Regions from separate parts of the Homo sapiens genome. Here region 1 is linked to region 2. The links are chromatin contacts, found by Hi-C or POLR2A ChIA-PET in ENCODE. All regions are on one chromosome and are shown on one strand. The core of a region is the stretch at or near the end of the contact, and the rest is flanking DNA. Distances in the headings are between cores, read along the strand shown.

The links. Hi-C counts contacts between places; a loop is a spot of excess contacts on that map. ChIA-PET counts read pairs that join two places held with the same protein, here RNA polymerase II (POLR2A). Pooled maps may share reads with other maps.
Region 1: a pooled map shows a loop between it and region 2 (2.2-fold over the local background). The contact joins two enhancer-like sites. A Hi-C loop is called at or near these places in 2 of 168 maps with a recorded cell type or tissue (aorta and ovary) and 2 of 50 pooled maps. POLR2A ChIA-PET finds 5 or more read pairs at or near these places in 1 of 52 experiments (activated CD4-positive, alpha-beta T cell).

Annotation. Positions count from the first base shown.
Region 1 is chr3:115,379,368-115,384,499 of GRCh38, forward strand. No RefSeq gene overlaps it. Among named protein-coding and RNA genes, the nearest start is that of ZBTB20, 230 kb to the left of the region's middle. Within about 2 kb of position 2,349, at least 3 of the 41 ENCODE cell types and tissues checked have a DNase peak (open chromatin) inside an H3K27ac peak, as active enhancers do.
Region 2 is chr3:115,236,794-115,242,143 of GRCh38, forward strand. No RefSeq gene overlaps it. Among named protein-coding and RNA genes, the nearest start is that of ZBTB20, 92 kb to the left of the region's middle. RefSeq lists an enhancer at 2,495-3,694. Within about 2 kb of position 3,063, at least 12 of the 41 ENCODE cell types and tissues checked have a DNase peak (open chromatin) inside an H3K27ac peak, as active enhancers do.

The DNA of each region.
Region 1 (5,132 bases), core at 1,099-3,598, 140 kb after region 2:
GAGCATATTGGATCAAGAAAAACAAGCACTCGCTCTTGCATGAAGATACATTTTTTTTAAAACTTATTTTAAATTTAGTGGCACAAGTGCAGGTTTGTTACATAGGTAAACTTATGTCATGGGGGTTTGTTGTGCAGATTATTTCATCACCCAGGTATTAAGCCTAGTACCCATTAGTTATTTTTTCCTGATCTTCTCCTTTCTCCCACCCTCTAACCTCCACTAGGCCCCAATTTGTGTTGTTCTCTCTATGTGTCCATGTGTTCTCATCATTTTGCTCCCACTTATAAGTGAGAACATGTGGTATTTGGTTGCCTGTTCCTGTGTTTGTTGGCTAAGGAAAAATGGCCTCCAGCTACATCCATGTCCCTGCAAAGAATATTATCTCATTCTTTTTTATGGTTGTATAGTATTCCATGGTGTCTATGTGCCACATTTTCTTTATCCAGTCTATCATTGATGGGCATTTATGTTGATTCCATGTCTTTGCTATTGTGAATAGTGCTGCAATGAACATATGCATGCAAAAGAATACTTATACTTTGTTGGTGGAAGTGTAAATTAGTTTAGCCAATGTGGAAGATAGTGTGGTGATTTCTCAAAGACCTAAGGACAGAAATACCATTCAACCAAGCAATCCCATTACTGGGTATATACCCAAAGGAATATAAATCATTCTATTATAAAGTTCTATGTTTAAAGTTCTGCTAGGCAGTGTCCCAGAGGGGACTCTGTATGGAGGCTCCAACCTACACTATCCCCTCACACTACCCTAGTAAATATTCTCTCTGAGGGCTCTGCCATACCAGCAGCTTCTGTCTGGGCACTCAAGCTTTCTCACACATCTTCTGAAATCTACGTGGAAGCTGTGAAGCTTCTTTCACTGTTGCACTCTGCATGCCCACAGGTTTAATACCATATCAAAGCAGCCAAGGCTTATGACTTGCACCCTCTGAAGCAGCAGCCCAAGCTATATCTGTGGCCCTTGAACTGAGGATGGAGCTGGAGCAGCCTGAATGCAGGGAGCAATATCCTGAGGCTGCACAGGGAAGTGGGGTGGGGGGGACCTGAACCCTGGAAACATTCTTTTCCTCTAGACCTCAGGGCCTGTGATAGGAGGTGCTGCTTCTTAGATTATTTGTACCCTAAACCTCAGCAACATGCTATTTATCCATGTAAAAAACCTGCACATATACCCCCCTGAACCTAAAATAAAAGTTAAGAAAAACAAAAAGAAAATAAAAGTAAGTATTTAGAAGAAAACATAAGAAAATGGTTAAGTATTTCCTTGAATCGTAGAGTTCAGAGGTAGATATTACCTTTTTTATATGCTACCAAATTATAAAAATGTTTTAGCAAGTGCATGTATTGCCTTTATATCTACTATCAAAAGTAGTTGATGGCTTTAGAAATAGTTTCCATGCATTAATGAGGCCCTCCTAGTCAGAGGTCATGTCTACTCTTCACCTGTTCAGAGGCCTTCCCTCATTCTCCTTCCTTGGTTCCCCTGCTTAAAGTGCTTTCCTCTGCCTTATCTTAATCATTGTGTATCAGATTACTCTGTTTTATTTTACACAGAACAATTATCACTATCTAGGATTCTTATTTATTTGCTTGCATATTAATTTCCTGCCTTCCTACAATATGTAATCAACTCCAAGAGGGAAGGATTTTGTATGCGCCTTGTTTAGTGCTGTATCCCCAGCTGCCAGTAGGGTGCCTGGTACATAGTGAGTGCTCAAAAATATTTGTTGAATAACTGAGTGAATTGCAAACAATATTAAAAAGAACCAGGGCTACTTATTGACCCATTTCACTTGGGAGGCAAATTGGATTTCTCCAAGTTGGACACATGGCTTCATTCTTTATTCTTCCTTTGATACATCATGCAGTCAGTACCTGCTCTGTAGAAGAGCGGTGAGCTGTGAGGAATACCAAAATATAATAATGTCTATCCTGTTCTCATCAGCTTACAATTGGGTAGAAGAGAAACACAAGTCACTACTAGTCAGTCCGCTGCTGGATGAGGGGCCCTTGAACCAGGAGAGGTTACCCAGGGTAAGGTAGAGGGAAAGAGTAGTGGTTCTTGCCTCAGTCAGGTTGTGGGGGGTGTAGTGAAGAAGAGTTTCTGCCCCTCTGTACTGGGAGACAGAAGTTCTGGAAACCACTATCACATTGCAGCTCTGGGGATTTACCCCCATGCACAGAGGATTCTGATATGCCATCCCTCTTCTGCCAGGGTTTCTCTACCATATGGTTTCTATGGTTCCCCCGAATCTCTGCCGCATGGGAGGGACCTCTGTCATGCATGCCAGCTGGCTCGTGGGCCCTGTTTTCTCACCTTATTTCTGCCAACGCTGTTTCAGAGAGCTGGGCCCGGTTCCCACTTTATCCAACCTTATCTCAGAGAGCATTCTCTGAACACAATCATCCTTACATGGGAAAAGAAACATAATCAGAATACAGCATCTTTCCAACAATCACTGGATCCTCTGCCTGGAAATTTCCACTTTAAAGACTCACTTCTTTGGTTAATACATTACCCCCTTTTGGATTTCAAATGCTACTTGGAATTTTAAAAGGCACATTATAATATTAAAACAATAAAGAGGGAGAAAACAAAAATATTTAATGCCTCAGTGTGAAAATATGAATCAGGCATTTGGCTTTTGGATTATAGGCTATCAGGAAATGACAGAGCCCTCAGAAATATATGTGTGTGTGTGTATTTAAGCTTTTATCCATTTCTGTTGTTTTTGCACAGTGAGAATACTGATCCCTCTGAAAGTACAGTGGCGTGGCTAAGATAATAAGCAAGTTTCCTGAATCCTTGCCTCTTTGGAATTTGAGGGATAGATCCTGTTGAGTGTTAACATGGAGATTCTTGGGCAGACAGTTGACAGGCCAAGACACTGAGCATCTAGGTTGGTACTCAAAAAAGAAAAATGGTTTTTTGCTTGTATAGGAATTAAGGGCTCAGATTCTGGTTAGAGCAACATAGATTTGACTGTTGATTTGCTATGTGAATTGGGTACATAACAACATCTTTAAGTTGCAGTTAATTTACTTATGACAGACAGATGGTAAAAGTACCTGATTCATGGTGTTGTTGTAAAGATTAAATGAGCTAAAGTAGGTAAAGCACGTTGCAAAGTCCTTGCTTTTACTAGGTACTTGATAAACACTGGCTACTGCAAATGAGGAGGTTGTTAAAGGCAAGGTTTACCTACTTCATATTGCTGTGAAGGGCCCTCCTGATGTCAAGATGCTGATCCAGCCGGCTGTCCTCTCATCCCTACTGTTTCTCTGCATCTTAATGTTCACAGTTTCGAAGTGAACTAGATGATTTATTCTGCCTACCGTCGTATCAAGAATATCTCGTGTGGTATTATAAAGGAATTAATTTTAGATGGGGCAATGTGTCCCGGGGTATCTTCAAATCACAATATCTTTGGAGTATATGAAAGAGTTAGGGAATATGGTAGAAGCAATGGAAATGTTAGGATTTTATGATTCTTAAAGTTACCTCTTCCTGCCTATTTTCCCAAGATGGCATGTGTTTCCACTGGTGAAAATGTAGCAACAATTGGACTACTATGAACATTTGGAAGACAGTTGTGTTCCTGGGAAACTCTACCCTGATATTTGGAACATAGAGAAGGAACCACGTGGGTCTAATATGCCATGTAATTCTTTGATTCATCTCAAAGATCTTAGACAGATAAAGAGTTTTTCCACCAGACTTACCCCAGCAGAGGACATGGGCTCAAAACTTATGATCAAAAAAACAAACTTTTTATTAAAAAACAAAAATCCATGCTCTCAGAGGAAAAGCAGCCTCAGATGCTCAGGTTAAAAGAATTGATCATGGATAATAACTTACTCTTGTGGCTTTCCCAGTTACTTATTCCACTTATAACAAGCTCCTCTGAAGGTCCATGGAATTATCTGAGTTTTAAAATGGAGATTCCCTAGCTCCATCTACATGGTTGGGAGTGGGGCCTTAAAATAATAATTTTTAATGAGCACCTTTATCTGATTCAAGCTCATTTGAAACACACTTAGAAATATATTAATTGAAATATTGGCACAAAAATCCCTGTGTCAGTTACAAAGCTAACACAATCGACCTCCTATTCATATTCTTAACTCCTTTTTTTTTGCATGAACCACTCATTTTACCTAGAGATGATATATGATTTTGTTGTCTAAGAAGTTGAATAAAATACAACTAGAGGATTCAGAAAGCAGTTTCTATTATCAAAATATCTTACTGATTTAAAAAGCAAGGTGCAAATAGTATGGTATAATTTTTGTAAGAAAGAAGAAGAAATAAGAATACACACATACATATACACAAACACAATATGGATAACACAGCAACTAAAGAAATTGTTCTATTATTGAGGATGGGTAGATATAAAGTAGAAGCAATAATAAAGGGAATGATAGTTTTCCAAGTTTACCTTTCAATATAGCTTTTGTTTTAAAACTATATTAATATTTCACGTATTAAAAATTAATCTAGCAAGTATAAATTCCTAAAATTAAATACAAATAGAAACACATGCATCCAACTTCAGATCAAATTGATAATATGAACACAAAGAAGCAAAACCAGAATTAATGCAAGTAAATTTTAAATACTGTACTATAACTGCATTTCACCCTCAGTGAGATATTTTCTAAAGACAAAAAGAAACTGTTGTTGATAGTAAAATGGTTTTAAATTATTTTGTATGCATTGTAGTAAGTGAACAAATGAGCAGGTATGCTGGTGTTTTGAGGGAATGGAGCTTTTATTTTAGGAGAGTGAAGAAACGAATATGGAAAGGGAGAAGGAGAACTCTGTTGTATTGGATTAGAATTGGAGGTATGCATATGAACTCTTGACTTTATGAAAACATATTTACTTGCTTGGTACAATGAAAAAGTTTAGAAGCAATCACACGCAGTAGCAATGAATGTACCTACTATCCTGATCTTGGTTTCTAACTACCGTTTCCCAAAGGAACCAGGGACCCCTGGAAAACTATTTGATGTTAAGTCTGGGGCAATGAAGTACAAGGTGAGCCTGAGCATTGAGTTGCACCAAAAAGTAAAGCTGTGCTCAAACACTGATAGGAAAATGT
Region 2 (5,350 bases), core at 1,813-4,312:
TTTCCATGATGTCTGGTCATATAACAGTGCATCCGAGCATTCCATTAATCATTCCACAAATAGATACAGTAATAATCATTATCATTTTAAATGTTTTAGTAATGCCACTTAAAAGATATGCTTCTTTTATTGTGGTAACAAATATATAACATAAAATTTATCATTTTAACCATTTTTATATGTGCAGATGTGACATTAAGTACATTTACATTGTTCTGCTGCCATCACCACTATCCATCTTCAGAATTCTTACATCTTCCTGAACTGAAACTTCTCATACTACTACACAATAACTTCCTCATTGCCCATTCCCTCCAGCCCCTGGAAACCACTATTTAACTAGGCATCTCATGTAAACAGAAAAATACAAAATTTGTCCCTTGGTGACTGGCTTATTTCATTTAGCATAATTTCTTCAAGTTTTATTGATATTGTAGCATGTATCAAAACTTCTTTTTGTTAAGGCTGAATACTATTCCACTGTATGTATTTGCTACATTTTATTTATCTATTTATTCATCAATAGACATTTGGGTTGCTTCCACCTTTTGGCTGTTGTGAATAATACTGCTAAGAACATGGGTGTACAAATATTTGCTCAAGTCTCTACTCTTGTTTCTTTTGGGTGTATATCTAGTAGTAGAATTGTTGGATCACATGATAATTCTATGTTTAATTTTTTAAGGAACTGCCATGCTGTTTTCCACAGGGGCTACTCTATTTTACATTCCCAGCAGCAATGCACAAGGGTTCCAAAAAAGATATTTTAAAAACTGAAAGTTAATAGTAAAAACACTGCAAAATATTGGGAAGGAGAGCTAGGTTACAAAAAGCTAAGTGGAAGAAAGTTAACCTGTTTCATTCTCACCTTTTAATTTATCTAAACCAGAAGAGCTTCTCAAGTGATGAGTACTGAATGAGTTTCAGATATGTCCTTCTACAGATCCTCTATGTTTTGTGGAACGTATGAGTGTAGTATGGAAGGTGGGCTCTGAGGGGATCAGGCAGGGCCTGGGGTTTACAGCTTGCAGCCTGGAGCAGCCTCTCCCATTTACCCAAGGGTGCCTTACAAATACTTTCATTTTCCATATGGCTAATATATGAAAAAAAGCTTGGAAATGCTGCTCCAAAGTGTAGGGGCAAAGTTAGGATTAAAATCTGGAAGAAATGCAAAAGCATAAAATATTTATTCAACAGAACAATCTAATGAACGTTTACTCTGTTCTAGGATCTAGGTCTGACTGGGGGTAGCTGGGAAATACTGTGGGGTAAATAAGATAAAGAATTATACTTTCAAAAAGCTTGGTTTCTTGAAGGTGAAGGACAAACAAATAAGCAGTTACAGTACAGCATGGAAAGTAACTCACTGGGGGAAGGGGGACCACAAAGTGTTGTATATAGCCACCAGCCCTCACCCATTCCGATCTTGAGATTGAAAGAGAGAGCTCTCTGAACTCTTCTCATTTTCACTGTTACGAGAAGCCAAATGAAATATCTGTTTCTCATTTTATGGGATGTGGATGTTCAGGGTACCTTAGGCATGTCAGGAAAGAAATAAACTGCCTAGACTGAGTAGAGCTGCTTATTAAAATTTTTAGTAGTGTTTGATGGACAAAGTGTCAGGATTTATAAAAAGCATTTGCATTATAATTGAGAGAAGAATTATGAAGACTCCCTCAAGGAAGCCATCCCTGAGAACTTCTCATGTCTGAACTCCAGGCTGAGTTGGGCTCTGGTTCTCCCTGCTCTCAGCACCCTAGGTTTATTTCTTATGGAAGTACTTATTACCCAGTACTGTCATTGTCTGGTTACTTACTGTGTTAGTCTGTTTTGTGCTGTTATAACAGAATACCTGAGACTGTGTAATTTATGTAGAACAGAAAATTATTTTCTCACAGGTCTGGAGCCTGATAAGTTCAAGATCAAGGCACCAAAATTTAGTGTCTGGTGAGGGTCTTCTTGCTGTGTCCTCCCATGGCAGAAAGCAAAAGGGCAAGAAAGCAAGTTAGCTGAACACCTTCTGAAGTCTCTTTTATAAGGGCTTTAATCTATTCATGATGGAGAAGCCCTCACCACCTAAACACCTCCCAAAAGGCCAACTTCCCAACACTGTTGCATTGGAAATTAAACTTCCAACACAAGAATTTTGGAGGACATATTCTGACCACAGCACATACCTAAATCTCCCACCTCACTCCGTGTGTTATGGAGACAGGAATTGTACTCAGAAATGTTTCTGGGAATAAGTAAGTGGAGCAATAAGATAGCTGTAAAGCAACTGGGACCATTTATATGAAGCAGCCAAGATACCCACAATAACTTGGAGAAACTGCTCTGGAAAAGTAGACATTAAGTCTCCATTGTTGGGGTTTCTGACAGCTGTGGCATGGTGGCATGGTACTACCATAGTTCTTCTACTCTAACACTTTCAAATACCCTTTTAGGTTTTTTCCCTAAGTTCTCCCTCTTTCCTTTTTCCCAGATAATCAATAGATGATTAAATGTCTATGTGAATTGCAACTGTCTGAGTTCATTGTGTTATTGTATTTTTTGTTAAATGGGTATAATTTGAAAACAAGACCTAGAAATACTGCCATACTTTATCTGGAGTCATCTTAGAAGATTATTATTATCAGCATAATTATCTACTTTCCATACAACTTGATTGTTCACATTATATATATTTTTGACTTGAGGTGGAAGGATGACAAAAGGGTCTCATTTAACCTTTTCTGTTTTTAAATAGAAGCAAGATTATTTCTAAAAGTCAATAAAGGATATCCCAGAGGAATTGAGGAAAAATGGGATGAGGACTTCAGTAAAACATACTTTGGTGACAAACATTTTGATATAAAATTTTGTAAAAGCACACACATCCTGATGGGAAGAGGATGAGTAATTTCTTTTTAATTCAGAGCAAGTGTTCTAATCTGGCTGAAATTCTGGGAAGTGCTGGAAATCCCCAAAGCAAAGTGCCAGATGCCATTTCTGGATCCTGGATACGTGGGCTTGGTTGCTAAGATGATGATGCCTCCTCCCCTTCACCACATTCAGCTGACGCCTGAGCGACAGGGAGTTGATGTACGCAGAGCACGGATCTAACAATGTCAACTGTGCTGACATCATCCTAGCTGTGCAGGGCTGATGGGAATTCAGAATATCAAACATCATATCAAGGGCAGTGAGCAGGTGTGACTCATTTCCCTGGAGAAGTGGGAGAGAGGAAGGGAGAGGGCAGGATTATCTCACACTGACACACACACAGCCTTTAGACTGAGCTATTTGCGTGGCTTATTTAAAAGCAGCAAAACAATGTTCTGTCTCTCTCTTCATTTTTCTACCGGAAACACTTTATATTCTAGTCCTATGTGTCTCAGCATAGAATCGAGCCTTTCAACATCATAGTGTATTAAAATACACATTATTTAGGATCATTACTTTTTATGTTACATAAACCCAACTATGAGAACAATTCAAACAAATAAATTTTATGTTTTTATTTTCTCTTCAGGTATCATCTAGTGAACTGTTCAGATGCAACTGAATTGAAAAGGAGCTGAACAAAAGATCCTGAGAGAGGTCTGATGAGACTGCTTTGGTATTACCAAATATATACAGCATTTCTGTATTCTAGCAGAGTATATTGCTTGGTACGAGAGAAGGGGTGCATGATAAATGCTCAATAATTGCTCCTTGGGTGAATAATACAAAAAGACTGTACGTTTGTAAGAATGAGCGTTAATATATAGATTCTCATGTATTTTATGGAGTTGATTATGTATCAGTTGACTTTAAGGGAAAATGGTAATAAGACTGGATACAATAACAATTGTGGTGTTAGTGAAGTTACTGGTTTCACAAGTCTCTTATCCATTGGAACATCTTATTAGAATGATTAGGCTAGGGCAATTAAATCAGAAAGGAGTGTACATCAAAACAGTAAACAAAACAAAACTAAACCCTTCTGCTTCCAAAGGCTTAGTGTTTAATAGCAATGAAAGAGGTACAGTGAACTGACATGGTTGTATTCTCTCCAAAATGACCCTAACGTGTCTTATCACTCTGAGAAGTACTAATTTATCTATGTCTTGTGTCAGCCATAACACAAGGAACAAAAGGACAAAAATTGTTGTTACCCTGTACTCAGTGCTAAAAAGTACCACTTATACTTCCATTTACTCTGTGTGTTTAGTAAAATGGCATATGTATGATAGATTGTGAAGCATATTGGAATCTATGTGTATTGGTTTTTATTGGTATAGCTTGAACAGCACAGAAACAGAAAGGTGTGTTTCAGCTCAATCTATAGGATACTACTTGTACAATACAGATGGTGTTGGAGGCAATAGGAGGGAAGAACATGAAAAGAGAGGAGTGACTTCTATAGAATTATATGTGCAATGACATAAAGAACTCCAAGTTCTTGCTATGAGATAATAAGTAAGTTGATAAGAGAGATGAAAGGATATTAGCATGTTCCTAGAAGGCATCTTAAATTTTGAAGACAGATGTTGAGATATGTAGAACAAATTTTCATTTCATTTTCTCTGCTTTGAAATTACTTGGTAAGGGATTATTCTTTCTCTCTGTCTCCAATCACAATTCCTAATACAGACAGTTTGAGATTCACACAATGTTTAACGGTAATGTTCGATTGACGATAATGGTGATGATGATGATGTTGATGAAAGTGATAATCTGTAGACCCTAGACTAGTGATTCTCAAACTGGCTCTTAGAGTCCTCTAGAATATTTTAGGGGAATATGTATATGTACCTGAGGAGTTGCCGTCATAATAGTCCCTGGATCATGACTGCTATAAAAGTCCCCTCATATTTTCTTCTTTCACTTCCAGAAGGACCTGCCCAAAAGTTGTTATTGGTCCCTTTTGAGATGACTTATTTGACATGATGTGCTGCTATAGGACTCTCTAGGAAGAAAGTAGAAAGGATAAAGAGCCATGAACTCATTTTTCTTGAGATAGATTATTACTTCAGTTGAGAGTATGTGGTTAACACTGTTTTATTAACCCATAGAGGGAAAATATCATCCCTTATCACCAGTGGACAGAACAACACTGCAGCTGTCTCCCTTTGGGGGTCAACCTGACTACCCAGCCTGAGATGCAAAGGAACAATTTAGAAGCTCTGTGGGGAAAATTTTCATAACTGTTTGGAAAATTCTTCTTCTCATATTTTGTTTGGGGAATGTATGATTGGGAGTCATGCCTACATTTCTTTTAATGGGAGCCATAGTTATTTTTCTTCAGATAATCACATCTAGTGAAGAAAACTCCTGGATAGTGCTGCTGCCACAGAACAGATATTAAATTAGATCAGATGTAAAATAA